Linked DNA regions of Mus musculus: region 1 is linked to region 2. Evidence: chromatin loops called from intact Hi-C (ENCODE). Cell type or tissue: left cerebral cortex. All regions are shown on one strand. Each heading gives the region's core, and the rest is flanking DNA. Links, peaks and the distances in the headings are about the cores only. Region 1 overlaps Borcs5 (BLOC-1 related complex subunit 5). Region 2 overlaps Dusp16 (dual specificity phosphatase 16).

What was found. A loop is a pair of places that touch in the nucleus more often than their neighbours do. Peaks named below come from ENCODE experiments on the same cell type or tissue, not always from the same donor. Only the 100,000 strongest peaks of a DNase experiment are listed, where the experiment ranks them.
Region 1: a loop joins it to region 2, with 2.1 times the contacts of the local background. A loop is called at or near these places in 6 of 42 quality-filtered maps.

What each region holds. Positions count from the first base shown.
Region 1 is chr6:134,656,595-134,672,309 of GRCm38, forward strand. The region is part of intron 2 of Borcs5 (BLOC-1 related complex subunit 5); the gene reads left to right. Among named protein-coding and RNA genes, the nearest start is that of Borcs5, 24 kb to the left of the region's middle. In left cerebral cortex, for the core only: a CTCF peak has its summit at 9,167 (motif pointing right); no DNase peak of the experiment used is centred there.
Region 2 is chr6:134,709,522-134,725,236 of GRCm38, forward strand. It overlaps Dusp16 (dual specificity phosphatase 16), which reads right to left. Exons shown (of 7, transcript NM_130447.3): 6 at 10,973-11,096; 7 at 5,947-9,530. The coding sequence ends at 8,363. It overlaps Borcs5 (BLOC-1 related complex subunit 5), which reads left to right. Exons shown (of 4, transcript NM_026371.3): 4 at 523-1,663. The coding sequence ends at 750. Among named protein-coding and RNA genes, the nearest start is that of Gm36328, 37 kb to the right of the region's middle. In left cerebral cortex, for the core only: no CTCF peak of the experiment used is centred there; DNase peaks (open chromatin) are centred at 6,870, 8,237 and 8,570; H3K27ac peaks cover 589 bases.

The sequences.
Region 1 (15,715 bases), core at 5,319-13,318, 50 kb before region 2:
TTCAGAACTAGGAGAAAGAAAGAGTTGTCGACTAAGCCACCGTCCATATTGTTCTAGTTACAGCAGCCATGACTAAGTCACCTCCCTGCTCTACATCCTGGAAACTGCCTTCAGGCAGTAAGCTAGGAAAACAGAGTGCTTTGTTTTGCTTCTCTTGGGGACAGAATGGCACTTCCTGTGCAGAGCATCTGAAGAGTCGCCATACACTTTATCTGCTTCCTATTTGTGTATGGCTGGAAGGCAGAATAGTTCATTCTTTTTAGAAACTAGGAATTTCTATAAAAGTAGAAAAAAGAAAATTTTAATCCATTTAAAAATTTTTTTTCCTCTTCTTGCAACACATTGCTAAGTGTCTGAGAGTGTTCAGACAGGACAAACGCAAATGTACAACGTGGCCGCTAACCTTCAGGAACTTTGGTAGATTTGTGGGCAAACTGAATAACTCACGGTAATATAGTGTGAGTAAAACTGCTAGTACACTGCTAGTAAAACTGCTAGTAAAAAGAATAGGCATGCATGGAAGGGGGATGGTTTTATCGGCTATTTATTTACAGTCCAAATGTTCTCCCCCTTCCTGGTTTGGAAGGGGATTATTAACATAGCCTGTAGAATATTCTGCTGAGTAGGCTTCACAGAGGAAAAACATTTGAGCTGGACTCCAAGGGATGAGTGAGAAACTACTATATAAAGATGGGGGGGGTTCCAAGTTTTATAATCTTTGATATAAACAAAAAGAAGCTATATAAAGCCAAACTAGCTCTTTGCTAAAGTTATATTTGGGATCTGCTGTCATCTAGACAGCCATAGGTCAGGAGGTAAAAGTCTGCTTTCAGCTTAGGCTTTTTCTGTCCGTGACTGAGGTAAGTTCTCCCCATATCGCCTGGACCATGATAGAAAAACAGGTGAGAATCGAACCATCCCTCTACCTCAGTAGTATACTCAGGTTTTGATTTCAGTTACTCTCCTGGTTAGCTCAGCTTGGGTATGGTGCATCAGCCCTGTAATCCTAGCACTTGGAGGCAGAGGCAAAGCACGGCTGTAATTTGGAGATCGGCCTGGGTTGCATAGCAAGTTTGAGGTCTCCTCGGGCTCATAGTGAAAACCTCCCTCAAACAAACCAACGTTAGAGTAATTGCCAGCATGTGTACTGAGTATTCATTATTTTTATTTACATTTGTAATTTGTGCTATATTCTGAATTTAAACCTAAGTATGTGGAGCCATGTCACTGTAAACAATATTCCTATCTGAGCTAGTTAAAATATTGCTGAGGTATGACAATAAGAGATGTATTTATTTTCTCTGAAGCTCGTCTTTGTTAGTAGTTTGTGACAGCCTGAATACATAAGGGTAGACTGTATAAAATTCAGTCAGTCCTTTTAAGTTTTTTTACTTTTCAAAAACCCTCTTTATACTTCTACTTTTTTTTTTTTTTTTTTTTTTTTTTTGGTTTTTCGAGACAGGGTTTCTCTGTGTAGCCCTGGCTGTCCTGGAACTCACTTTGTAGACCAGGCTGGCCTCGAACTCAGAAATCCGCCTGCCTCTGCCTCCCAAGTGCTGGGATTAAAGGCGTGCGCCACCACGCCCGGCTCTATACTTCTACTTTTAAGCATACTAGCAACTAGAAGTGAAATGTCAATTTAGGAAAGGTGAGGCTTTATAAATATTTCCAGAATTGAAAAAAAAAAAAGTCCTTTCCACGTCTCAGATTTTAACTGATGATTGGACAGCTTGATTGGTAACAGTCTTACAGAATGCAGAGTTGATTGTGGATAAAGTTCTTAACTCCTGAACAGAAGGGAGTCAGTCACATCCTAGATTTAGAACTCTGCTGTCTAAAATATTTATTCATCCATCTAGACAAATGTATTTATTCTTTTTGTTCACAGCTATCTTTAGGCTAGAGATACAAAAGCAGAACCACGGTTATGGCCCACGAAGAGTCCCTGGTGTAAAAAACAAGGGGGTGGGAGGGCCTGTCATGGCAGCACATGGTAAGGGCTCACAGATGTGGGGAACCTAAGGGAAGACAAGCTATTCTGAGACGTAAAGGTTGCCGAGAATGAGAAGAGTGTGGAAGAACCTCTGGTCATCTTGCGAGTGTGGACTGAGCACGCCTTATTCTAAATGCCTTGGGATATTAATGTTTTAGGTTTGGGGTATTTTCATAGGCTTTAGGTGTTTTGAAATCTGAAACTTCTGAGCACTGACACCGAGTTCAAAAAGTTTCACATTTTAGAGCATTTCAGGTTTTTGAAGAAAGGATGCTCAATATATAACGTCTTTGGGTAGGAGGGGGTTCAAGACAGGGTTTCTCTGTGTAGTCCTAGCTGTCTCAGAACTTGCTGTGTAGACCAGGCTGGCCTTAAACTCAGAGATCTGCCTCCTCTGCTTCTCAAGTGCTGGAAATAAAGACATGTGTGATCACTGTCTGGTGCAATCTGAAATTATTTCCAAAATGTTTAACAGGTTACCAGGTGAAACTTAAAAACTGCTGGTGGTCAGGCCCTGGCTTCAGAGTCACTTTCAGGGACTGGGATATAAGGAGTGTGTTACACTAGCATTTTAAGTGACCTTGAATGGGTGCATGGGCCATGTATTGGATAAACTAATTTGAAGATGGTAAATTTGAATTCTACTTATTGTCACAAAATTTAGATTATTCAGTAATGATTTTAGTGATGATTGCTTTGTGGAGCTAGGGGTTCCTCAGGCTTACTCAGCAAGTGCTGTAGCACAGAGCTGCTTTCGTTCCTCAGCCCCAGACGGTTTTTGTTTTTGTTTTTTTTCCTTTTTGCTTGTTTGTTTTTTAAAGGCGTGTGATTTTGGAAACTTGCTATTGGACTTTGGGTCTTTGGGATCAGTCTCAAGTCTTCAGGTTTGGAGGCCGGTATCCTAACCCTCTGAGCCATCTAAAAGTGACAACACTTTTGCCACTAGATGTCACTAGAATAAAACAGCTGGCTGCGGAAGTGTCTGTACCCTGTGCCCAGTGTTAGGAACATGGGCTCCCGAGCATCTGGATCTCCGTTTAGAACCAGGTCACAGCTCATTTCAAATGCAAGTTAGCTGGAAAGCATACATGTTCTGTGACATGACAGTCATCTGTAATTGCCTCCTTTAGTGTTTAGCAAGACAGGAAAGGAAAAAACGTCTGACCAGAGGAAACTCTAGCGTGACCTTACATTGTGTATGTAGGAAACTCTTTTCAGTTTATCACTGTGCTCAAAGAAATAATTGTGTTTATTGGAGGCATTTTAAATATCTGTCTGCTGGTGAGTGGATAAGTAAAATACCACATGTCCAGGAAATGGAATAAAAATCCTACTTAGCACTAGAAAGAAACTAGTGGATGAGCTGGAAACCACAATTGCGTGGATTCAGGAGAGCCAGCCCAAACTGGGAGACCCTGTCAGCAGGATGGGAGGAAAATAGGTTGGATGCAATGATCTAAGTAGAAATCAAGAGGTGAGAAGACCTAAGTGAAATGATCTTCATTTTGCAGGTTATCCTTGGTCCTGCCTTGAGTCTGGGTAACATTGAACCTGAGTTTCTGGTTACTGGGTGTAGATGGAGCCATTTATTTTGTTTATTGTCAGTTCTTTGATAAGTTTCATACATGTATATGATGTATTCTCTTAATTCCTCTCTGTACCCTCTCATCCCCCTCTCATCCCTATGAACCCCCACACCTTGTCTCTTTCCATGTGGTTGCTGGGAATTGAACTCAGGACCTTCAGAAGAGCAGTCAGTGCTCTTAACCACTGAGCCATCTCTCCAGCTCCCAATACTGAACTATTTCTTGTGTTTAACATCTAAAGTTATTTTGTTTTTGTTTTCTTGAGACAGGCTCTTATGTAGCCCAGGCTTACCTTGAACTCACTGTGTAGCCATCCACCTCCAAAGTGCTGGGATTTCAGACACGCACCATCATACCTCATTCTGTGTGGTGCTAGGACTCAGTCTCAGGCCTTCATGCATGCTAGACAACACTGTCTCGAATGAACCTCATCCCTGCTCAGAGGATCACAGGTTCAAGGCCAGCCTGCACTACAGAGTAAGACCTTGTCTCACCCCACTTCCAAATTTCTCTCTTCAAATACTATCTTTATCACTGTTTAATTTCAGTTTGGTTGAATAAATTTTGATTTTCTTTTTTCATTTCCCCTTTTCTGGGTGCTTCAGGGTTATGCCTTTTTATTGTCTTGTTTTTAATCTTTACTGGGGCCTTTAAACTTTTACATTAAGATTTAAGCCATGGTTATCCGAGGCTCTCAGTACACATCTCCTCCTCCTTATTTGAGATAGCCTTGTAGGGCATGCTGCTCCCACTTCTGGCCCCTGGATCTCCCGAGAGCACACGCCAGGTTCTTTGTATCTTTTGTGCTTGCTGTCACACAGTCTTCCTGTGTGCTGTAAATGCACTCTATCTGACTGTTCCTGCCTTTTGCTTTAGGTCGGGTGTTGGCAAACATTTTCTTTAAAGGCGTGGTGGTAGTTTAGGCTTTGCAGGTTCTCTGGCCCTTGTTATAAGAGCAACCACAGGTGATGGATGAAAGAATGAGCGTGACTGTATTCCTATGTAACCTGACTTATAACAGCCCAAAGGAGTAAGATTCGGCCTTTGGACCATGCTTTGTTGACTCCCACTTCAAACGCTCAGTGAGTTGGTGATTAGCCATTCCCAGAGACTCCCCTTTCCTTAGGTAGGTCCAGGTTTCTGTTTGCCATCCTGCTCCTCCCTAGAGGACTTCCCTTAGCATTTCTTGCAGTGTAGGTCTGCTAGTAATAAGACTCTTGCCCTTGTTTATTTTTCTGAAAAAGTCTTTATTTCTCTCTAGTTTGTTCATAACTATACTCTATGAAGGAAATATTTACTTTTACTTTATGTACATGCATGTGTGTGCATCACAAGCACACAGTGCCCAAAGAATCTAGAAGAGGCCATCATATTTCCAATGTTTTAGTTAGGGTTTCGTTGCTGTGAAGAGACATCATGACCAAGGCAATGCTTATAAAAGAAAACATTTAACTGGAGTTGGCTTACAGGTTCAGAGGTTTAGTCCATTATCATCATGGTAGGAAGCATGGTAGCATCCAAGGAGATATGGTGCTGGAGAAGGAGCTGAGAGTTCTACATCTTGATCTGTAGACACTAGGAGACTGTGTGGCAACACTGGTTATAGCTTGAGCATAGGAGACCTCAAAGCTCACCCCCATAGTGACACTCTTTCTCCAACAAGGCCACACCTCCAAATAGTACTATTCTCAATGATGAAGCATTGAAACACATGAGTCTAGTAGGCCATTCCTATGAAACCATCACACCCTAGAAGTGGCCTTACAAATGGTTGTGAGTTAACATGTGGGGCTGGGAACAGAATTTGGGTCTTTTAAGCAGACAGTGCTCTTAACTGCTAAGCCATCTCTCCAGCCCTCTCCTTAGGATTTTATTTTATTTTATTTTATCTTATTTTATTTTATTTATATGAGTACATTGCAGCTATCTTGAGACACAGTAGAAGAAGGCATCGGATCTCATTACAGATGGTTGTGAACCACCATGTGGATGCTGGGAATTGAACTCAGGGCCTTGAAGAACAGTCAGTGCTCGTAATTGCTGAATCATCCTCAGTTTTAAAAAATGGTTCTTGTTTTTGTTCTTTCTGTATCTCTATTCTTTGTCTTACTTCAACAAATTTTCCTTTAATTCTTTTTAAAGTAAGATATAGTTTAAACACCACACAGTGCACCTGTCTTATTATGTAGTTCTGAGAATGTTGATGGATCCATACCATTGTGTTAGCATCCTCATAACCACAGTATATAGTAATCCCTCCATTCCTCAGAACTTGTGCTGTGCACCTTTGTGGTCAGTTTCATCCCTTACCTGTGTGCCCACCGCCATTGCTCTGCTCCCTGATCCTGGAGTTTACCTTTCCCAGTGCTGTATAGAACCATGCGGCACGCATCCTTTAGAGTCTGTTTCTTTTTCCACTTAGAGTAATGCAATCAAGAGTTATTCATACTATCAAGAGCTTGCTCCCTTTCATTCCTGGTGTTTGATTTTATGTATGTATCATAGTTTGAATATTTTTTAGTTGGAGAAAATTTGGAATGTTTCAAATATTTGACAGTTATAAACAAAGACACTGTAATAGCAGTTTTATGGAAGTTACAATGTATGTCAAGATGGCTTTTAAAAATATTAAATGAAGCTGGCTATGGAAGCACATGACTTTAGTTTCAGTAATTGGGAGGAAGAGGCAGGCAGATCTCTGAGTCTGAGGCCTGCCTGGGCGATAGAGTGAGTTCTAAGACAGACAGAACTATACAAAGAAACTGTGTCTCAAAACAAAAACAAACACAAAGAAACAAAAAACTCAAACACAAATTTAATGAACCAGTGTACATTGAACAAGGACTATCTGAACATTCAGGTTCATAATATTCTGCAAGCATTATTAAGACTTCCAAAATAGAAATGCCTTTTATTCTCATAAGGTAAAAAATTATAGAGTAGTTGTTTTCTGGGCTGAGGTGGTTCCTTGAGTGACATGATTTTTGTGTCACTCAGGCCTCTGATTGCAAACCTACATGCATTCCATGTTGGTCTGTCTAGAGTTTGACCTATGCAACTGAGCACCTACTCCAAGTGCAATCTGGGTCCTCTGTGTCTTTCCACAGGCTGGACCTTTTTTATATGCATGCTATATTCCTTTCAGTATAGCTCAAGTTAAAGTTTCTCAGTAGCACATTCCCTTGAGTCCTGTAAAACCCTAAAGTATTTTCACATGCTTTGACTTTAAGCCACACCTCCCCACCATCTGGTTTTCCAGATAGTTTTCAGATTGCTAGTATAAGATAAATATTGTTTGACCCCATTGTGAAGTTATGTTTCTGTATTGTTGAAGCTTTTTGCTTTTTCTATTTCTATAATTTTTACAACTAGCATCCTAAGTGGAAAATTTCAGATGACCTTAAAATGCTTAACAGGGCAGAATCCAAATGTAAAGGCTATAGGAGATCACATAATACTATTCTTGACAGAGCAAGAACTCTTTCTGTCTGGTAAGTTTTGAAATTACCTAGGTTTACCTTAGGATTTTAAGAGGATATTGCTAATGTTATGTGCAACAAGTGACAGATAATGCTGCTTATTTATTGACAGTTTTTGTTTGGTTTTGAGACAGTCTAAAAGGCTTCATGTGCACTGTGTAGCTCAGGATGACTTCCAATGCCCTACCCTCTTGTCTTTACCTCCATGCTGGAACTTAGGCATGGGCCATGATGCCCCACTTACAGGTTTCTGGGGCTCTAACCCAGGTCCTTGTATATGAGGCAAGCATTCTATCAATGAAGTATATCTTCAGCCCCTTGTTCTGGTTTTCTTTCCTTTTGAGAACAGTCTTACATAGTCTAGGCTAGCCTCAAACTCACTAAATAGCTGAGACTGGCCTTCAGCTCCTGGGATTATATGCCTGGGATTATATGCCTGGGATTATATGCCGTCATACCTCATGAAAACTTAAGATCATGATTATTTGTTTTCTGCAGTGTTGGAGATTGAACCCGGTTTGTGCAAGACAAGCAAGTGCTTTACATCTGCGCTCTCTCCCTGGCTCCCAAGAGACTCATTAGTATTTTATTATCAGCACTGTGCTTATCTGCATACCATCAATGCAGAGTTTATTATGATAGCCTATTCCTTACTATTTTATATATTTATTACTAGTACAGTGCTTAATTAAAATACAGGGATTTTTTTTCCTGAGACTTTAAGCTACTGTGTACCATACCAGTTAAACACAATGACAATAACCAGGAGATAAAAAACACACAATTGAAAACAGTAAAACTTTTATTTTAAGACCTGGCCTAACCCTCAAATAAGAAAAATAATAGTGTCAAGGCTGCCAGTTACTTAGACTGTGTGACATCAACAAAGAGGAATGGTTGGCTGTGGATAGTTAATATCCAGCACAAAAGCAGTGTATCTGTAAACAAAGTAAAGTAAATCTAATAATGACACCCACTGTTGGTTTTGGATGTGATCATTGACCAGTGATAGATAAGCCTATCAGTAAACCCACCTGGTCAGACGGTACCTCATAATTCTACAGTAAGGGAAAGCAGGACAAAGGGTTAATAATTAATGAAAGTGACCACACGCATGAGGAGGATACACACAAGAACAGGGAAGAGCCATTTGAGACTGCTCTGAGTACCAGCAGGGAGGGCTAATATCAGCACTGGCCAGATAGCTGTTATTACCCTGCAGTGCTTCCCGGCAGCATCTAGGAAAGACTGAAACACAGTCTCAGGCAGCGCCACACAGTAAGGGCGTTATATGGAAACAGGACAAAGAGTTTCTAGATAGGAGCGTAACTCTTCGGTTAGCAGTGGGTAAAAGTCAGTCCTCTCCCAGCTTGCCATCAGTTCTGGCAAGGCACTATATTCCTGAGGTTTATTTATTTTGGCCTGTGTTCATCCCTATTTTGATTTTGGTAACACACACCTGAGCCTCAGTCATTTCAGTTTAGGGATAAAGTATAGGTTGTTGAGGCAAATTCTGTGAATTCAGTTAAAAAGCATATAGAAAGATATCTATCTCTGGCCAAAGTACTCTCTCAGACATGTATATTTATACATGAACACTTATAGACAGACATACATGTATGGTATGTGTATATGTACATATATGGGTGTATATGTGTATGTGGGTGTGCTTAACCAGGCAACTTTGTGTGGAAAATAGAGGTTCACTTTAGGGTCTTTCCTCAGTCACTGTTCCACCTTATTTTTCATTCTTATTTATTTATTTATTTGGTGTGTGTGTGTATGTGTGTGTGTGTGTGTGTGTGTGTGTGTGTGTGTGTGTGTGTGTGTGTGTGTGCAGGTATGTATAGAAGCCAGGGGAGGACGTCTGGTAGGTATCCTGGTCTACTGCTGTCTTCATTATTACCTAAGACATGGTCTCTCACTGAACCTGGAGCTAGATTAGACATGGTCTCTCACTGAACCTGGAGCTAGATTGGCACCAGCAAGTCATAGTGATTCCCCTGTCTCCATCCCCCACACTGCTGGGGCATAGGCACAGCCATGCTCATGCCCAGCTCTTGCTCTGTTTTGTTGTTTTATTTATTTTTTTAAGATTTATTTATTAATATACATAAGTACACTGTAGCTGACTTCATCTGCACCAGAAGAGGGCGTCAGATCTCTTTATGGGTGGTTGTGAACCACCATGTGGTTGCTGGGATTTGAACTCAGGACCTTCGGGAGAGCAGTCAGCACTCTTACCCGTTGAGCCATCTCGCCAGCCCTTGTTTTATTTTTTAACATGCGTTCCAAACTCAGGGTTCTCATGCTTGTACAGGAAGTGTTCTAACCCACTAGCCGTCTCCCAGCCTGTCACCTTATTTATTTTATTTGAGATAAAGCCTCTTACTGAACTACACTTGACGTTTTCGCTAGCCCGGTAGGATAGCAAACTCCCAGAGCTTCCTGCGTCCACACACTGTGCTGGCTTACAAGCTTGTGCTGCTGTAGCCAACCTTTTTTTGGTTGTTTTTTAATGTGGGTTATGGTCCTCATATATATGCAGAAAGTACTTTACCCACCCAGCCATTTCCCTGACCCTCACAAATAAATATATTCTAATGTGCATTTATAGAGTTTTTTCCTTTGGTGCAGGTGAACCCCTTCCAGGGCTTTCTATATGCTAAGCACATACACTTGGCTTCACACCTCTAATTATTTGGTTTTGTTGGTGTTTTGCTACTTGATTGGCTGCTGATGTTTCTGAAAGAGTCTTTCTATGTAATCCAGGCTGGATTCGAACTCACTGTGTAGCCCACGTGCTTTGACCTTGCAGTGATCTTGCCTCAACCTCTCAAATACTGAGGTTAAAGGCATGTAGCACCATGTCTGCTCTGCAGTTCTGTATGTTTTGCTGAAATCTTCATCAACCCTAGTTCTAGCAGTGTGTGTAACCCTTAGAGTGTGTGGTTGCTGCTGTATTTGGGCACAGATCTGAAAATGTCTAGTGATCATTTCATCTCCCCCCCCCCCCGGCCCCGGCCCCATTGCTTTTAACTATCTTGAGCTCCAGAGCAAACTAGCAGCCACCTCCTGCCTTTATGTCTTGCAAGCCTTTACTCCTGTACTGCACTAGAAGTTTTTGTCTTTTTTTGAGACAGGGTCTTACTAAAGCCCTGAAACTCACTATGTAGACCAGGCTGTCCACCTGCCTCTGTCTCGAATCAAAGAGGTGTGCTGCTACTCCCAGCACTAGACCTGACCTTTAATGCCTCAGCCTGCGAGAATAGAAGCTTTTCTTAGCTCACATCCTTCATCACCCTTCTTACCTTCCCAAGATTGCTAATGACACAGTTAAATAAATCACAGAAGAGAAAAGGGGAGGATATATGACGTGGCTGATGTGACTGTGCAAGGAGCATGCTAAAGTCTGTCCTAAGTGTACAGGGAAGAGAGTGTACCATGGGCAAGTAGAAAGCCGTAGTGTGAGTGAGTGAGTGAGTGAGTGAGTGAGTGAGTGAGTGAGTGAGGAGACACTGCTGAGGCGGTGGGTGAAAGCCGTAGTGTGAGTGAGTGGGTGAGTGAGTGAGTGAGTGAGTGAGTGGGTGGGTGAGGAGACACTGCTGAGGCGGTGGGTGAAAGCCGTAGTGTGAGTGAGTGAGTGAGTGAGTGAGTGAGTGAGTGAGTGAGTGAGTGAATGGGTGAGGAGACACTGCTGAGGCGGTGGGTGAAAGCTGTAGTGTGAGTGAGTGGGTGAGTGGGTGAGTGAGTGAGTGAGTGAGTGAATGGGTGAGGAGACACTGCTGAGGCGGTGGGTGTGAGGATGATTAGGAAAGGAGACTGTGCGGCCAGAGCAAAGGCAGTGGTAAGGCCCAGTCAGGGCCTAGCTCTGTAACACCTCCTTCGCATCCATATTTTCTGCCACAGAGAAAGATCATTCACTGAAAATGATAGGACACGAGTCGCTAAACCCCCAGACTTTTGGAAGAAATATAGCAAGCTGGTGAAAGGTCTCTGCTTTTGTTCCCATGGTGTTCCTCCTCCCGGGTTCCCCACCCCTACTCACCCCTCCTCTTCAGGGCACTGGAAGGACTCGGGAGTAGAATTATTCAACTGTGGTCTTTAATAAACTGTGGGGTATGGGAGGTGCCAGAAGCTTCCACAAGGAAAAGAGGATGCTAAAGAAGGGGGATGATCCAAGAGGACCTCGCCACAGCTTCCACGCATCAGCTTCAACTCTTCCTGCCTTCTGAGCCTGCTCCCTTTCCAAGACAGTGTCTCTAATTACTTGTGTCCTTTGCAAGCTAACAAATTCCAAAGTAAGCCTGTAAAAATCAGATGTACAGGGGTCTGACCTTGACTTCTGCCTTGTTCTCTCCCATGCCAGTTGACTTACTACTACCTAAAGAACCCTGGACGTACTATTCACTCACTGAGGATTTGTTTCCACATATAAATCACATTTTTATACTGGATGTGGGTGCCTGCTATTATGGTTTTGTTTGTTGCAACAGGAAAGAGGATACCTTTAAAGCTGTGGGATTTTGCGGGGGTGCGGGGGGCAGGGGTTGCTGGAAAGATGGCTCAGAGGTTAAGAGGACCTACTGTTCTATCATGAGGACCAGAGATCTGATCCCATACCCCAATCAGGTGATACTGGATAAATTATCTACATGGATGGATGGATGCCAGGAATAAGGGTCAAAAATGGTCTCAGTAGACTCGAAAGATGGGCTAAAGCCACAGTAACATTTAACAGCAGTATATCAAGTTATACATTTAAATTAAAAATAAACAGTTGTCCATGGATATGGTACAAATGTCAATGACAATTCAGTGTGGGTTTTTATGGGTCTCAAGTTTAGAAAAATGGTATTCATAGGCACGGTATTTGGCTCCAATGACTGCTGGAGGCTCCTCAGGATAAAGACAGGAATTTGAAGGCAATTGCCTTTAAATTACAACTGCTATTATGGTTTTATTGTTGCAACAGGAAACATGACATTGGCACTTTGAAAGCTGTGGGATTGGGGGGGCAGGCAGAGAGGGGGTGCTGGAGAGATATCCCGGAGGTTAAGAGGACTTACTGTTTTATCATGAGGACCAGAGATCTGACCCTAGTACCCACATCAGGCAGCTTATAACTGCCTGTAACTCCAACTTCAAGGGATCCAATGTATTTCTACCCTTCACTAGCATTTGCATGTAGTCTCACACAGATGTACACATAGATAAAAATAAGTCTTTAAAAAAGTCTGTATTTTTGGGTAATTACTGGGGCAGTGGTCTGAGATGGACAACCCAGTTAGGTAGTCACTGTAGTTTTCTAATGATACACTGATCAAAGTCATGGCTGAGTTAGGGCCGGTAGAAGAGCAAATCTGAGTTGTCTCAAAGAAGAGAGGAGGGTGAGAACTGAAAGCAGAGGGCAGTATGCCTGACTGGGGAGGCAGGATAATGGCCGAACTGAAAGCAGATTAATTTCTTAAACTGGCTCCTCTGAACCACAGCTAGGAGTCATATCAGTGATGGAGGCTGAATGGCATGGCCTAGCCCCTGGGAGTGTTTCTCTGGTCATGAGTGAACTTTCAATGACGTGGGAGTATTTTTGGAAAGGGAGGGCAGCAGATATCTTTCAGATTTAATGGTTTTCTGAGTCAATTTTGCACTGGTGGTAGTCTTCCAGTCATGGCACACACTCTGTGCTGGTGTACTTAGCACACAAGTAATGATGTATGCAGTGCTCTTGGAAAGGAGTAGGGGTTATGAAATCGTTATACTATTATTTTACTGTTTGTGCCAAGGAGCGATCCATCTGGGGTTCTGTTCTCTAGACCCAGAGTGAATACTAATAGGAATTTATGGCACTCTTGTTGGAAATTTCTACTCTCATTTAGAAGCCATTAACAATTGTGTTGATAAAATAATGTTTTAAATGGAGCATATGAAACCCATGCTTAGCAGCTGTACCCTTCCAGAACACTAGCTTATAAAGTACTCCTCGGAGGAGCCTGTGGGTGGGATGAAGTCACCTGAGTAATTTTCTGTAATTATAACCTTCAGAGCTGCTTCCTTTGTCTTTTTCAGGTTAACTTTAAACAAACTCAGCAGCCGCAGCATTGCAGCAACCTATGATTTTCTTTTTCTCTACAAACGTGTGTGTGTGTGTGTGTATGTGTGTGTGTTTCATTGTCAGGGATGGAACCCAGGATCTCTTGCATGCTAGTCAAGTGCTGTATCTCTAAGCTGCACCACATCCTGGAATTTTGTTAAATCGTCACAGTTACAGAGGAAGATAGATTTTTTTTTAAATTCTTGTTCCTTCTTTAGTTTACTTCAATTTATATTTATGAGAAATGTTGGAACTCACAAACAGTGAGCTAGCTATCTGCTTGAAGATTACTGAGCTCAGAATGGCACCTCTCCAATCACTGCTAGGTAGGATTTGGATCTGAGTGAATTCATTCCTACAACATGCCCCTGAGAGCCCCAGAAGGAAATGTTAGTGCCGTGCCCTGTCACAGTTCCATGGTTGGGTTCCTTGTGCGCATCCCAGAATACGACAGTGTCAGGCAAAGCGTAGATGATGCTTAGACTGTGAATGGTGCCTTCCCAGCCCTGCGGTCAAGTCAGGGCGTGGGGCCTCGGAGACCTAGCAAAGGAGGAGCTGAGCCTGACACAGTCTGCTGCTCCCATCACGGCTGGCCACTTAGACACCAGAACCACAGTCCCTAGTCAGCTCTTTAAACTTTATATTACTTAATGTGTAGAGTAAAATGTTGGCCTTCAAAAGCATTTAAACGGTGCCTTGCTGAAGTATATAGCAGAAAGTAGTTATAATACATGGTTGCTATTCTTACCTTTTCTTTTTTCCCTCCCATAAGTAACAAATGATCTAGAATAGTCTGGGGCTTACTTTTTTATTTTTCTTTTATCTTTTTGGATCATCTATTAGCTCTTTCTTACAATGATGAAACAGAAATATCTTTTGTGGGGTGTAAACATGATCAAGTCGGGCTGGCGAGGTGGCTCAGTGATTAAGAGCACTGACTGCTATTCCCGAGGTCCTGAGTTCAAATCCCAGCAACCACATGGTGGCTTACAACCATCTGTAATGAGATCTGACGCCCTCTTCCGGTGTGTCTGAAGACAACTACAGTGTAATTACATATAATAAAAAATAAATCTTTAAAAAAAATGATCAAGTCATCTTGTTATGTTACCCTTTCTAGTAACTTAGGGGCAATGTTTTAGCTTGCTGAGACTGCCTGGAAAGTTCTTTGTGCACACGTATAGGGCCTTGTGTCAGAGAAATGTTTCAGAAGATCTGCAAATAGATCAAGAACATAGGGAAGGCAAACAGAAGGAAGTTAGTCATCTTTGTTGCTTCAGAACTGAGCAAACGTTTTGGGAGAGCGAAGTTCCTGCTGGACATCACTGAATAAGAATGAGTTGATGTCACAGTTGGCCAGAAGCAACTTTTTTTTTTCCTTTTTTTCTTTTTTGTCATACAAAGAGTACAGCAGGATGGGGAGGAGAGAGTGAAGACAAGGGGAAAAGAATTGTAGGGGAAATGAACTGGAGAAGGAATGTAAGAATGGCTCACTTGTTGTGAGTAGCATTGCTATGTATAAAAGCTGTGCTTTTCTTATCAGGAGGAGTCCGCCTTACAGGAGCTGGGAGCAGGGATGTTTCCTGGCTCCTCTCCAGGCTCAGAGGGCCACTGTGTGCTGATCCCTGAAGAGGGCTGTGGAATTATGTTGATTTAGTGTCAAGGAGGAATGGCCCCTGTTGCTTCTTTGTCTCAAAATAGTCCTACAATCATGATGAGTGAAGAAGTGCATAAGACACGGGGCCGTGGAACTCAGAATAGTCGTTTTAGCAGTCAACCTTGGAGAAAAGGCCACTGCCTCTGCCTCTGCCCCTGCCCCTGCCCCTGCCCCTGCCCCTGCCCCTGCCCCTGCCCCTGCTCCCCCCAATCCTAGGCAAATTTGTTGGAAATTGGAATTTGTTGGAACCTGGGTGGCCAGGTTTAGGTAACTAATTGTCCATATTTCTAAAAACTCGGCAGTGTCAAGATTGGCCAAATTCAGGTTGGAATCACCTGAAGCTAGCTAAGTGAATATCTAAGTGAAGCTCTCTAAGGTCCAGGCTTAGAGGAGGAGGGGTTGCAGACACCACTGGTGTCTTGGGTGTACTACTCTTCGTTGTGTGTGCACTGTGCTGTTTGGAGTGTTGAACTTTTCTACTCACTAAATTCCAGTAGTGACCTCAGTTTTGTGACAGTTAAGAGAGGCCATAATTTTTTAGAATTTTCTCTAGGGCTAGGAGAGGCTGAAACAGCCTATCTCACCAAACAGTCCAGTTTTGTTTGTTTGTTTGTTTTTAATCATTTATTTAAAGATCATGGGACATCTTAGTGAACTGTGTACTTGCAGTGTAGCATAGCTTTCATTTGGAATGGATTTTATTTCTGAAAACTGGATAAAATACTTTGGAAAAATAGATGCAGGGGGTGGGGGTTGGAGGGAGACATTGTCAGGAAATAGAGGAAGAGGCACAAGGCTTCTTAAGTGGGCCATTGGTTCCCAAACGGTACCAGCTGTCTAGTCTTGTGGTGCTTCCTCTACATCCTGAGAGGCAGGAGGTAAGCAGCTCACGGTGGAGACAAGGGG
Region 2 (15,715 bases), core at 2,278-10,277:
AGCTGTATGGTAAAGCCCGCTGCACACTTGGGTTGGGGGACAGTGCCTGTTCCTTCTAGGCTGCAGCCTGGACAGCATATTCTGGGACTGGTGGTGACATGGTGGCAAGGGTCTGTTCACTTCAACAGAGCCAAACATAAGTGCAGTGTAAGAGACAGGGAACTCTTCCACAGAGAGAGTCTCAGCAGGGAATGGGATGGGTAGCACACACTCCCAAGCAGTCCAGAATAGGCTGCAGTCGTCCTCGGGACGGCCACTGCCTCTCACACAGTCAGGTTCCTCTGCCTCCAGCAGCACACCTAGCCCTCCCAACACAGTTCCTCATGCTCTGGTGACCCCAGCCATAAGACTATTTCATTGCTGCTTCATAACAGTAACTTTGCTTCTGTTATGAATCCCCATGTAAATGTCTGAGAATCAGGAAATCTGAAAAACGACCCCTGTGAAGAGCTGGGTTGAGACCCACTGCCCGGGACAACAGGGTAAGCCGACTGTAATGTTTTGTCTGTTCACTTCCTGCAGATGGATCTGTCCGTGGAAACCCTCTTTTGCTTCATGCAGGAGCGCCAGAAAAGATACGCCAAGTATGCAGAGCAGATCCAGAAGGTGAATGAGATGTCGGCCATCCTGCGCCGCATCCAGATGGGCATAGACCAGACGGTGCCACTGATGGAGCGGCTGAACAGCATGCTGCCAGAGGCTGAGCGCCTGGAGCCCTTCAGCATGAAGCCTGAGCGGGAGCGGCACTAGCAGGCGCCTGCCTGCGCACACAGCTCCTCCAGCCTTCCCCTGGGCCCTGACGTTTGCCTAGATGTGTCTGACCCACATGGACTTCCCAGTGTGGTAGTTCTTGAGAACCGAAGTTGGGACAGTTGAATTTCCAGAAATCCTGTAAAGAACTTTGCATCAAGAGTTATTTTTATTTTGCTCCGATTGTTTGAATTAAAAGTGTAAGTAGTCTAGCTACTGCAGTGAAACTGTGGAGAAAATGCTAAGGACCTGTTCACTTTGGCGCCTCGTGAGACTTGACGCAGGCTCTCTGATCTGTGGCTGTAAACATAAGTGCTGACTGGCTCCAGCTACTGTTGCTATGCATTGGCCCCCATCACATCAAGGAGGTATCTGGCACTGTCTTCCTGCCCTGCCAGAACACCATCTTTTTGTTTTTCCGGTACCACGCCCCTTTTGTGGGTCACTGGAAACTGAAGACTGCCGTCATGCACTCATGAAGGTGTTTCCCATTAGAACCGCTTTTCCATTCAGAGCTCAGGCTTCTGCCAGCCTGGCAGACCTTGGCTTCCATAACAAGGTTTGCACTGACACTTGCTCCCACCCTCTCTCATGCGAGACCCTTGGCCCTCCACTGATGTGCCAGGAACACTAAAGAGGCGACGGAGCCTCTGCCCGCCCTGCCGACTGTAGGGCGTGAAGCTGGGGAAAGAGCTGCCCGTCACAGGACTGCTGTGGAAGGAAGAGACGCAATAAGTGCAGGGGACGGGCCCGAAGATAAGAGCTGGGTCTGAGGGGCTGTCAGGGCTGGGAGTCTACAGCCTCCCCTTCGTCCCTGTGTTCCTCCAGAATCCAGAGAGATTCTGTCAGGTGTTAGAAGAGCCTCGGTGTTTTTATAAGATTAAAATGAATCTGATTAATTTATTGTGTAGCAGCTAAACTTGATCTGATTCTAATCTCATTTTTTAGTTTTTAATTTTCTTTCTTAATTGTGACGGTGTATATGGTGTGTTCTGTGTGAGCAGGATTGTCACAGTGAGTGCATGCTTGGAGGTCAGAAGATAACTCTGTGGGGTTGGTTCTCTTTCCAGCTTTGTATGGATTCTGGGGATCGACCTAGGCATGCCTGACAAGCACCTTTACCCATTGAACAATCCTACCAGGCCCTAAAAGTACTGGTTCTTCATCAGATATTAACTTATAATGTTCTTAGAACTCAGATTAGGGTTAGGTAGCTGAGTGGCATGAATATTTGAAGTACAGGGAAGAAAAAGGTTAAATAGACATAAGGAAAAATAGTAATGTCTAAGCATTTCTCTTTATGGGGTTGGGGTTAAAACAGGATCCATGTGCTTCTAGCTGGCCTGGACCTCACTCCTTGGCTAAGCTGACCTTGTGGCTATTTCCCGCCTCTGGTCCCTCACTGCTGAGGTGAGAGGCACCACTTTACCGTCCCTACTGTGTCTAGGGTGTTCCCAGTGACTGAGTATATTAACGTTGAAGTGCCCAGGCTGGGCCGCCACTTTCTGGGCAGGCTCTTGGCCGTGCTGTGCCTCCCTTCTTGGGGGCTGCTTTCCTTCCTGGCGAGGGAGGAAGGCGGTAAGGTGCGCTGAGAGCTCTGGGGCACTGCAGCTGGGAGTGGCCATCATCTCACCTCTGTTGGTCTTACATTGACTGTAGTTTAGCCATTGCTAGAGCAACTTCCTGGGAGGTACAGTTTACAACAGATGTCCTGTAGCTCAGAAACTTATTAGATACCCCAAGGCCGTTGTCGAGCACGGCAGGGTGAAGGAAGGGGCACCTGCATTGGGTGTCACCCCCAGGTGGTTTTTCAGTGTCTCGTGTGTGCTCAGTTGTCAGATAATTAAGATTTTAGTTCCAGACTGAGCTCTGACTCGTTGCTCTTTCTTCCCTCAGTGTTTGTACTATTTTTGATTTCTCATACTGCTTAGTATTATTTCCACACAGTATTTTGTTATGTGGTGTGGCTAGATGAAGCCCATTTACATTCAGAAATAGTTTTCCCTTTTTTTTTTCTTCCGAGTTTGAAATGGGCAGAAAGTTGAACAGTAAGGCAGTGGGCGCTCATTTTTTTCACCTAGACTGGCAGGAGGCATTTTAAAAGCCACCACCACCATTGTCTTTCCTTGAGTTTCTGGGATATTAGGAACCCAGCTCTGTGCAGAGAGACCTGTTCATAAACCTTCAAAGAAAGAAGGGCCAGTTGTCTGCAGAGTTGTGTGAACAGGAATCAGGTGCCACCTCCAGCTCTCCTTGGCTTGGCGAATGTCAACCGCAGCCTGAGGCTGGCCTCTCCGGCCATCTCCTTACTTCCTAGCACGAGGGTTGTTTCAGGGAAGAAAGGTGGAGTAGACAGTTCTCTTTTCTAAGAAATTAGGCAGGCCAGAGCTTATTCTGATGGTCGTCCTAGTTTAACTCGTTGCTGTGCTGTGGGTGAGGTGGTCTCCTGGTCTCCTCTGGAGTGGGGCTGGGCATCAGACACATTCCTGTGAGACTTGGAAGAAGGGGCTGAAAGGAGGCACGGGCCAGGCCCTGTCCCACCCTGTCCACAACTGCTGGGGTTCTGCAGCCTGGGAGTTAGTGTCAGCTGCTTCTCTGAGCACTCATGGCACGTGGATGAAGGCTCCGCTGTGAGAAGCTGAGGGCTTCCGGAGTCCTTTCCCAAAGTGCTCCGAGAGCCGAGTGACACATCAGAACACCGTTATGCTGCCTCTCAGTATTCTATGGCATATCTGGCCAGCACAGGTTGTTATGGAATGAAGAAACAGCCTGGAGTTGTCAGAGAGTCCTGGAAGGAAGTTTCTCTCCTTGAGTTTTGGTAAATGCTTTTTATTTCCCTGGACCTCAGGACTAGTTTGAAGCTAATGTCCCCTCACAGGCCCATAAATATGAAAGGCCCAGTCCCCAGACAATGGTACTGTTGGAAAGAGGTGGAGCCTAAGAGATGGGGCCTGGTGGGAGTAAGTCAGGAATGCCCTTGAAGAGAGTAATCTCCCGTTTCCATCTACTGTCACGCCTGCGCTCTACCTCTAGTCATTTGTTTTTGTTCTTGAGATAAGGTTTCATGAACTCAATATTGAGCTGAGTTTGATCTTGGCTTTCTGATGTTCTAGTCTCTTTCTCCAAGTGCTATGGTAGCAGACAGATGCCACCACACCCAGCATGTGGAGGGCATCTGTACTCCTTCCTAGCCAGGAAGCTCCCAGGGTGTCCCTCCCTCCCTCCTCGCCTTGCTTTGTAAACCAGAGCCCCACTGTGCCTCTAAGAAGCTGTCTTGCTTCCCTGAGACGTGCTTATCTGTATTTAGGGACAAACAGAGCACTCTTACTACAGTGAAGGGCAGTTGCAGCTGGCCTTCGTTCTTGTTTTATATGCATGTGGGTTTTTTTATGGTTTTTATACATGTTGGGTGGTGGGTGTTAAAGCAAGTGATAATGAAGTCTGGTGGTGTACATTTCTAGTCCCAGTGATTAGAAGACTGAAGCAGGAAGATCATTGTAAATTCAAGGACATCTTGGGCTAAGCACTGAGTTCAAGGATAATCTAGACTACAGTGGAACCTGATATTCAAAACAAAAACAATAACAAAACAACACACATACACACAAAGCTATTATACTAACTTAGGGCACTGTTTTAGATTTCATTGTTTGCTGGCTACTTTTATGTCAATTTGGCACAGTCCTTTTCAAAGAGGGAACTTCAATTGAGAAAATGCTTCCACTCCATTAACCTGTAGACAAGTACATTTTCTGGACTGATGATTGATGTGGGGAGGGCTCAGCTCACTCACTGTGGGCAGTACCAACCCTGGGTCCTGTGTTCAATAAGAGAACGAGCCAGTAAGCAGCACTCCCTTATGGCCCCTGCATCAGCTCCTGCCTTCAGGGCTCTGCCTTGTTTTGAGTTCCTACCCTCAGTGGTAGACTGAGTGTAAGGCAAAAAATTCCTTTCCTCTTCAGCTTGCTTTTGGTCATGGTGTTTTATCACAGGAACAGAAAGCCCAAGACATATCTTTGTTTCCCTCAAAGTTGTATCATTAGTAATTATATATATATTCATGTATATGCACATATACTTGCCTTCTTTTAGCAGTTAATTTGGAATATAAAATATACTGTGAATCTAGATACCTAGCCACACTGTGTGCAGAGTAAATCTTTGATGAAATGAGTGTCAGGAACACCTTAGGCTGGAGCAGAGGAATGGTCTCATTTTGTGGTGTCTGGTTCAAGTGCTAGGGAATCCCACCCAGGGCCTTGCATGCCAGGTAAGCACTCTGCCACTGAGCGACATTCCCAGCAGCAGTCTCAGTGGAGTCTTTCTGCCTCTCCTCCCCTCCCCCCCCCTCGTGTGTGTGTGTGTGTGTGTGTGTGTGTGTGTGTGTGTGTGTGTGTGTGTGAGTGTGTTTCACACAGTGTTGTGGAATTGGTTATTTTCTTCCATCTTGACATGGGTTCTAGTGATCTTGAAAACAGGCTGCCAGGTTTGTATGGCACACACCTTTACCCACTGAGCTATCTCACAGGGCCATGGTTTCCTTTAGAGCCATTCTGTCAGCCTTGTAGTGACAACTGCGTTATTTGACCTCTTTAGTGTGTACATCTGGTTAAATTGGTGAGGCTAAGTTTCTCATATGATCAAATGTCACTAAGGTATATATAACATGGGGAACAGTTTCTTTCCATTGAAATGGGGTCTCATTAAGTAGTCAGGCCTCCTTACCCACTGTGTAGCCACAGATAACCATAAACTCCTGCAGTCTCTACCTTTATACCCCGAGTGCTGGGATTCCCACCATTCACCATGTCTGGTTTATACAGTGCTAGGGATCAAATTCAGTGCCTCATGAATATGAGGTAAGCACTGTACCACCTGAGCCTCATTTCAGCTTCTGAGAACCTGTTTAAAGGCCACCCTCCTGTTTTCCCTTAAGGACTATGGAATTGTTTGTGGTAGGTGCACAGGCAGGCAGCTGTCTTTGTGTGTCCTGAAGTCAGGAAGGTAGGAATGCTTCCTCAGTGTGTGCTTGGCATAGGGAACACAGACTGGCATCTGTCTCTGCTCCATGTGAATGACACATGGATGGATCAGCTGCCACCTCCACTCCAAATGGTTAAAACTGTCACTTGTGGTCCTGTGACAGTGTGGTTCCCACCGAGGGTGGGATCTGCAAGGAGAAGCCACGTCTCACACTTACGTACAAATAGGTACCAGTTCTGATTTTATTTCATCATATTAACATACGTGACACTTGAGAATGAGAGATGCACAAGTGAACCATTCAACAGCTTGCCTTTTACTCAAGGACACGATATTCATATTAAACATTTATATAGTCTTTCCACTCTAACTTTATAAACGGCCTGAACGGTTTCCAGCATTTCTCACAGAGTCCATTTTGTACCATCCCAGTAGACTTCACAGACTTCCCTGTGCTTACGTGAGGAGACCTAACCACCACCACCCACAATGTGCCTCAGAGGCAGCCCTTTCAGCATGGTAGTCGTGATTCCAAGAACTGATACGACATTAGTGACGAAGGACTGACAGCTGTAGTGTATGACTGTCAGCCACACAGTCCAGAGAGCACTTCTCTACAGGACATCTGGCATTAGGTAACGCACTGCCCGAAGCTACTGAAGCCAAGTCCCCAGTCTTCTGGAACATACTTCATGTTGGAGCCGTTGTTTTCATTCTTAAATAAATTACATCTTACCGGTGTGACCAGATTTTAAGAAGGTGGATTGTTACATACTTAAGTGTGTGTACACAATGTATCAAAATTTACTGTGAAGCTTTGAGAACTTTAGACATTTTGATATATATCTAAGAAGATTGCTGAACAGAATCTCCAAGAGTGGCAACGTGCTCCCTGTGCAGTATCTGCTCTACCTTCACCTTATGCCCACACACAGCTTATCTGTACAGACCCAGTCTGTTCACGAGGCCCCTAATCCTCCTCACAATCAAGCCTGTCAGCTTCCAACCACCGTCACTCTATGCTGGTTTCAGCAATCAGTATAGGAAACAGTAAGTCACATCCTAGCCAAAGGACCATCCATTTCACTAACAGAAAAACCTGAGATATGAGTCAGCCCCTAGCTACACTTACAGTAAAGAACAATGACAACATCTACCCCACACCCACACCCTGCTGACGTGAGTGAATTAAGGCCGTAAGGAGGACCGTACTCTAGAGGATACAACTCAAGCCAGGAAGTTTAAGGGCAGATATGGACTATCGTGTACACACTTCTTGTTCTTATCTCCTATCCTCAGCTGCCAGGATTGAGTCTACACAGTGATTGTATGTCAGGGACCAAGACACCACTGTGGTCCTTCCCTCTGATATGCCCCTTCCCTGGAAAGCATGCTGGGATAGCTTTGGAAAAGAGCTTTCCTGTATTCAAAACTAAACAAAATTCAACAACGCCCTCTTAACCTTTCTAGTATGTTTTATTCTGACTAGTTCTTGCTTACCAAAGCCCATGGTTAAGTTTGGAAGTTTAAGAAGATTCTAGAAATATTACCCTCGTTGCATACCATAGAGAAAAAAAGCCAAGGAAATCCATTTCCTGCTTCAGGTTTTACCTTCCCAAGTCTTGCCATAGTTTTATTCCAGGACACGAAACAGAAGTGAGAACCTGAGGTTCTGTCGGTCTGCTACCAAGCCCAGTGATTCATGCTTATCTCTAAACCAGGTCTGTGGCCAAGTGAAGAAGTAACAATCCCACTAAAGAGAATTCTTATGTTACAGGGAGGGAGGGAGGGAGGGAGACTGTTCAGTGTTCCATCCCTGGCTTAAGTCTCTAAGCTATCTGACTGCCCAATCTCTGGCGAAGCTAAACTCTAGTTGGTTTCCCCTCTTCATTCAAGCTGACAGGAGGGTTACATGGGCAACAGGCCCACTGGGATTTTGTGCATAGTCTGGAAAGTGACAAGTTACCTACTTATTCACAATGCCTAGAAAATGGTCTACTAGACATGGTAGTGGTGATGGCCCCAAATGTCTTGTCTGAGGTACTGGATTGGTTATAAGTAGATCTAGGCAAGGCTCCTAAATAGTTCATCCAGCAGAATGATGTCCGTATCCTTCAGCTGTCAATCAAGTTTGGGTTTATTACGCAGCTTAAGACAGGATCATTTCCCTTGGAGTTACCATTAGAGGGAGGGTCTTCCCACCTGACCCACAGCTGGCTCAGTCTTAGCGCTAAGGTGCACTAGGGAAGGGCCTGGACAGAGATGAGTTCTGAGACCTCTGTTGCACGTGAAAATGGGAGGGATTTTGCCCTCTAACATTAAAAACAAACAACATACAAACAAACAAAACCCTTGCTTTTGTAGGAACAAGAAGATGTGCAATTCACTGAACCAAATCTCTTCTCCTGGCTGGGAGAATTCTAACATCTACCCTTCCAATCTTTTCTGAGAGTTAGCTATTCTCAGTGCAGGTGCTGAGAGAACAACTGTGTTGATCCATCTGTTGCTTTTATACCGTAGCTCTATATTCCAAAAATATATATGTATGTACATATACATATTTCAGATTTACAGGGACTATTTTTTGTGAACAGGAAACAAAACTGTCAACAGAAGCGACGAGGTCTTCTCAAGAGACCTCGATGATCTCCATGCTGCCGGAGAAGCTGGACTGGCTGCCCACCTTGCCCAGCTCCTCCCTGGACCTGTTCTCCGACATAATGCTCTCTCCAAATTCCATTTGGCAGCTTCTGCGTTTAAACTGCTTTTCAAAGGGGCTCTCTTCATGCCAGCTCCGCCTCGAGTCAGCTCTGTCAGTAGGCTTCTGCCGCCTACGAACAGAATAGATTTGGTCACTGCAAGTGGGCAGCTGGCCACAGCTGTAGGCAGAGTAACTGCTGTTGCCTCCATAGATGGCTGAAGCAGAGTACAAGTGTGAAGGCTCCGTAGCAAAATACCAACTGCTGGTCAGGGAGGGGGCAGAGGACTGGGGAGCCAGAATATCTGAGTGCCAGCCCTTGAGGCCAAGCCCTGCAGACTTGGTGAGGTGTTGCTGGCTGGTGGAAAGGCCAAAAAGGAAGTTGGTATGGTAATTGTCCTCTACACTCCCGCTCCGATGCAGTGGCGAGAAGAAGGGCCTCTGGGTGGACCCACTACTGCCGGTTCTCACTGAGTGCAAGCGTGTGACCTGGCTCTCAGAAGGCCTGGGAGGTTGGGGCTGCTTGGGGATGTGGGCCTCCTCCTTATCCGGGCTGGTCTCTGGACTCTGTTCTGATACCTCCTGAACGGGGGAGAACTGGCAGAGCTTGTTGGTCCCATCCAGTGTGGCAGAAGGTTTGTAGTAGTCTAAAGCCTCCTCTGACGAGAAGCCGTGTAGGGACGCGGCCATACTGGCTGAATATGAAACAGATTTGATATCGAGAGAGAAGGAACGCTTGAGCTTAGTGCTGTCTTCCAGCTTCTCTGAGGACAGCTGGAGCCCACTGAGCGCCTGTACCAGCGGACTGTCCTCTAAGAGTGACGGCTGTAAGCTGGGCACACTTGCAGGATGCACAAGCCTTTGCCCTGATGCCTCCGAGGTCGAGTTGGCACAGGGTGGACTGAGAGACAGTGCACTCTTCCATCCGCCCTCTGAGGCTGCAGGCACGGGCTCACTGGGTTTGTCTAGGTGCAGCAGCTTCAGTTTGCTCTTTGGCCCTGACATTCCAGTCTGGTTATTAATCGTCTTCTCATAGTCCATGAGTTGGCCCATAAAATTAAAATTCGGAGATATAGTAGGTCTTTTTTCTTTCACAAATCTATAGAGAGGACAAAGCAAAACCCCTGAGTTTTACAACTGCACTTTGTCTTGAAGCTAGTAAGAGAACGTGGGACGGGACACTACTCCACCTTCTCAGGGTGCTGGAAGAGAACTCACGTACAATTCCAGCACTGAGGTGGAGAACACCTTATCAGGGTGCTGTGGCATGGTGGGTGCCCGCTAGAGGGGATTCTCTAGGCTCCTTGTTTCCAAGAAGCCAAGGCTTCCTGTGCAGTTGATAAGAGGATTCTGCTGAACCCAGGAAATGCCCTGCTCCCTGCCACACCCAGCAGCACAGCAAGGCTAAGCCCCTCATCAGCTTCAGCATCCCAGGATTCCCTCTCCAACGTCCATACTCACTCACATCTCAAGACTTCCCATAAGGAGACGGATGGCACCAGATGGCACAGTGTCAGAGCACCCAGTTCTGGATTTCTTTTTATATTCACAATGTTAGAAAAATCCGTTACAAAGTGACCTCTGGATGCTAAGCACTGTGCTGCTGGACTGAATTACTCAGTCCTTAACCTGCTTCATCTATATCAGGCGCAAAGTCCTTAAGTTCACTCAACAATGAAGCGGGATTCAAACCTTGGACTAATGAGTGTCTAAATCCATCTTGAAAACTCACACAGTAAAACTGTAATGGGATATAAGAATGTGAGCCTTCCCACCTGACTTCAACCTAAGCAGAAGGACACAGGGACATAGCCTAATTGGAGAGAAGCATTGTACAAAGAGGACCGATCTACCTACCCCTCCCGGCACCCAGGAAGACAGACTGCCTAAGCAGCTCGTGTCATTGTTCCAGAATTTACATTCTGAGAAACTCAAATATCAAAAGAAGCTAACATGGTGCATGCATCTATATTCTTATTCTTTTTCTTATGTGACACAACCACTTCTTGTCAACAGAGCATACAACAGAGGCATAAGAGAGAACTCAGTCTCATTTGTCACCAAAGAAGACACAAGTCCTCAGCAATCCTGCCACTTTTTGTCCTTTCCTGAGATAGAAGGAGAGGGCAGCCTAGGCAAAACTACTACCTGTAAAATCTGGCCAACTAGACAGGACGGCAGTTTTCCTCAGATTTTATCCACGAGTGTACCTGGCTTTTCCATCTCTGCAGTCCAGTCCAGCAGAGCAGCCTCTGTGGCCTTGTCAATCAGAAAAGGTCATGCTTCTCTATTGAGGGAAAGGATAAGCTTTCCTGGTCTGTTACTAAAAAGAGCCGAGGAGGGACTCCACATGTTAGAAGAATGAAAGCTAAGCAGAGCCAACTCTTCCTCAGTCTCTGCAAGGCCATGAGTCACCAGGAACCTGTGATGTGTGTGACCAAAATCAGCTTTGTCTACGTTCGTCTGGTCACCCACCTTCCTACCTCTTTCTGTTTCAGGGAAAATGAAAGCAAGTCCCATAAGCCGTGCTCCTGTCCTTACCTGTAAGCCTCATCTAGAGACATGTCCATCCTCTTCATGATGTAGGCAATAGCAATAGTGGCGGAGCGAGAGATCCCAGCTAAGCAGTGGATAAGCACACAGCCATTGGAGGCTTTTGCTTTCTCTGTGGGAGCAAATTTAAGAAAAGTCACTAGGGATTTTTTCAGCAAGGGAATCTTGCACTGGCCATTACTCTGAGTGTTACTGTCGGTGTCTTCACCTGAAACTTCAAAGCAGATCTTACCTACATAGCCTCCTAGTTATCCTTTATTGTTTACAGGGGGAAGGGGAAGGGTAGTTCTCTCACTAGTAACATATCATGAGCCATTAAGGTTTAAAGGGATTATTAATAAGCAATGAATGGGTTACTACCTCAGATTGCTGGGCTCTTATTTCAATTTTTTTTTTTTTTTGCCATGTAATGCATGTGTAAGAATGCAAGTAGAGGGAAGCCAGAGGTCTACCTCGGTTGTCACTCCCCAGGTATGACAAAGTGCCTCACGAGCTTGGAGCTCACCAAGTAGACTAAGGTAGTGGGCTGGGGCAGCCTCCTGTCTCTGCCTCCCCAGTACTGGATTACAAGCGAGCACCACCAAACCCATCATTTTTACATGAATTCTGGGAATCAAACTCCGGTCCTCACGCTTGGACAGGAAGCACCTAAAGGCTGACTGTCTGCCCAGCTATTTGCTTAACTCGAAAACATGTCCATGCTAGAGCAGAGTTCTCTAATAGGAAGCAAGAGTTTGAGACTTGTGGACACCATTAGGAGCAAGCCAGGGAGATCCAGGGGGCGCTGCCCTCTCTGCTGCTGAGGAGCTTCAGCGCGCACATGGAGGAGCAGATGACAGCCCAGACAGCCTACAAGCAACACCATTGTAAGCAAGTCCACGACAGACTCTACCCTCAACTACGACACATGTGCCCAGCTTAAAGTTGTTGTCATGGAGCCAAATCTATCCTTTTCATTTGTGTTATAGTCAAAACTCAGGTTAAGATCATTTTGGTTTTGTCTTTTGTTTTTCCAAACAGGGTTTCTCAGGGTAGCCCTGGCTGTCCTGGAATTCACTCTGTAGATCAAACTGGCCTCAAACTCAAGACATTCACCTGCCTCTGCCTCCCGAGTGCTGGGAATAATGTGTGGACTACCACCAGACAAGGTTAACATTCTTAAAAATTATCAGAATACAAGGAACCTGCACTGCATACTGAACAATACAGAGCTGCTCCAACCTCGCAGCCTGTGATACAGACTTCTAGTAAATGTAGTTTATTACTCATTGCATACTAAATAATTTAAGAGTAATCAGCAAGCAGCATTTCTGTTAGACAAGGGAGCCAAACAGGAAAGAGTGAACACAATCCACACTGACACACAGGGCAGGCTAACACACAAAGCACACAGCCTACACATACTCATAGTATGCTGACATCAACTGCCCACATTATTACCTTCTACTCAGTAGTCTGTCTCTCTTTTCATTGGCTGAAAGGCTCAAAGCAATTCTGATTTTATGTCCCAACATTATACTGTCCCTGTTATTTGGCTCTTCTCCAACTTTGGTCCTCTTGGTGTGTATGCATGAGTGTGTGTGTGTGTGGACCCCAGCCCCTAGCTGGAAGCTGGGAGCTGCTCCAAATCCTGATGAGAAGCAGGACTGGAAGGCTGGGGAGAAGAGCGTGCAGAGCACCGCCTGTCGCTGGAAAAGTTCCACATCCGATTCCAGCACACATCCTAAAACCCCGTGGCTTCAGTTTTCTTAATTTTGAATTTATCTCCTATTATTGCTAGTAATGATCTGAGGCTGCAGAGGTGGTTCAGTGGTTAAGAGCACTTGCTGGAGTTTTGGCTCCCAGCACCCACACTACAACTCACAACTGTCTGTAACTCCAGATCTATGTATTTGATGATCTTGTCTGACATCCTCAGGCACCAAACATATACACAGGTAATACAGGCATAAAAATAAATCTAAAAAAAAATTTCAAATGATAATTATCTTTTAAAAAAGTATAAGAACATGGTCCTGTTCTCACAGTCCTCAACGTATTGAATACTAGCATATTTTATGCAGGCAGTTAATAGTATCTGGCACATATTTTAAAATATTTATTTATTTAATGTATGTGAGAGTACACTGTAGCTATCTTCAGATACTCTAGAAGAGGACATCAGATCCCATTACAGATGGTTGTGAGCCACCATGTGGTTGCTGGGAATTGAACTCAGAACCTCTGGAAGAGCAGTCAGAGCTCTTAACTGATGAGCCATCTCTCCAGCCCCGCACATATTTTAAAAAGCAATTTATTTAAACAAAAAAAAAAAAGAGAGAGAAATGGAAAGAAGGCTGAGCAGACAGAAGTATCTGCTGTCTGAGCTGAATGAGTTGTCCTCTGGCCTCCATGTATGGTGGCACATGTGTGCCCACACACATGTATCATGTACACACAACCATAGTAACAATGAAACTAAAACTTTTGAAGGATGTTGCAAAGAAATAAAAGTGACAGCTGTACAGCCAGCCGCCCGAGCAGCAGTGACGCCTCACAAAGAGCCGGTACTTCCAAGCAGGTGAGACCTGACTCTCCAAAGTGTCCTCTGACCTCCAGAAATGCACCACGTCACATGTCTGCTTGCCTGTGTGTGCCTCTACTTAATACATACAAGTAAGAAGACAAACGCTGTTTTAAAACCCTGACAGAATACGCACTACAGCGTTGATGGTGGGCTTCCTTCCCCTTTCAATTTTCTGTATTGTGTTCATACTGAGTTTTTTTTTTTGTTTTGTTTTTTTTATAGCCACAATTCATCTGATAAGTGTCTTTAATTAAATATAAAAGTGCTTATTCTAGAGCGGGCTCATTAGCACGTAGGTCTTGACAGACTGAGTGCTAGCCCATGCCTTGGAACAGAAGTCCCACACAAAGACCTGGTAGAGAGGAAAGAACCATGAGAGGAGAGCCCTGTCAGTACTGAGCAGGCTCAGAAGGCAGTCTGCTGGAGCTGGCACTCACAAGCCATGGAAGAAATAAGGGGAGGTGGCTGCAAAAGTAGGGACATACGTGTATGTGCCAGCGTGCATGCGTGTGCATGTGTGTGTGTGTGTGTGTGTGTGTGTGTGTGTGTGTGTGTGTGTGTGTGTGTGTGTGGTATGTAGGATGACTCTCGGTAATGCTAGGCTAAGAGCCATCTTCTTGCGTAGGAAATTAAGGAGACTCTGCTAGTTCTGGAGTGACGAATAAGAAGTCAGAGATGGTGAAACTGGAAATAACATCAAGTTAGTACTACAGGAATTCAAAGCAATGTTTAGGGACAGAAACATTGCCACAACAATAAACTAAAGCAAAGGAGAAGGCTGAGAAGACTGAGGGCCTGCTAAGAGCGAGGTGTCAGGGCTTGAAAAGGAAGCGATGGCCAGGGAGGTCAGAGCACAGTTCAGCTGAGGAGAGACAGGAAAAAGTCTTCGTGGTACTCTTTAAAATATCCGTTAGTCAGTGAGGGTAACCTGTGCCTAGAGTCCCTACTACTCAGGAGGAGTGCTTGAGCCCAAAGGATGAGGCCAGCCCAGCAGGAGCGTGTCAGAGAGAGGAGCAGAAAACAGAAAGAGGTGAGCACGTCCTCAGAGCTAACTCTGAGCTGAGTACTCTGCAAAGGTTCGCTGCCTAGAGACTGTCTGCTTTAATCTTCATGCTCTTCATACAAAGCAGGTGTGTTACCCAGCCTTTTTTTCAGGAAACATGCTCAAGAGAGTTTTAAGAGTTTTATGTTAGATACACACAATCGCTTAACTGATAACCAGGGAGGCAGGACTCAAAGTTTGGCTCCAAAGTCCATCCTTTTAATCAAGTCTCTCTGTTGCCTCAGTACAGATTCGTGGACTTGGGGGTGGGGTGGGGTTGAGCAGGAGCCAAGGAAGCAACCATGGAGAGAGAGCAGGAGCTTGGATCATGCCTCTGAATCAACATGGCATCCAATGGGAACATTGATCACAACTGTCTGCCTTCTTAGGGGCTAGAAATCTAATGCTATGCTAGATATACTCAGAGGTACAGTGAGAAAGTATCAGGATGAAGAATTTTCTCTATGATTACTTTAATGTGAACTGTTATAGCTTTTAATCTTGAGGCATTTTAAAGAACAAGTTCAATTTGATGACAGAAATTTCTGGAAAACTGAAGTTCTAAAAAAAATAAGAGAGAGAGGAGAAGGAGAAGAACCACAACCACAACAAGAACTATATCAGAATTACCTGAAGCGAAAAATGTTACCAGGGTTAACATACCTAATTTTGTTTTTTATGGGGAAAATTTTAAAATTATGTCTATGGGTATTTTGCCTACATGTGTATCTGTGAAATATTAATATGTCTGTGTTGCCAGAAGAGGACAGGAGAGAGTGTCAGATCTCCTGGAACTCTAGTCACAGCTAGTTTTAAGCCAGCGCACAGGGGCTGGGATTGGGCCTGCCTCTTCCAGAAGAGTAGCCAGTGCTCTGAACTGATGAGCCAACCCCAGCTGAGCCCTGGTCCTTTCTTTTTCATTACAATAACTAATTCACAAGATTTAATTATGGAGCTGTGTCCCTATTGGAGGAAAACCACAAGACACTCTTGCATGGAACAGAAGTGGCCACATCTCATCTTGCTGCTCACGTCTCCTCTGCCAGCCTTCACATCCAAGTACAAACCACCAAGTTACCAGATAATGTGGCATGCAGCACTAGGTCGCAGCACTGTGAGGAAG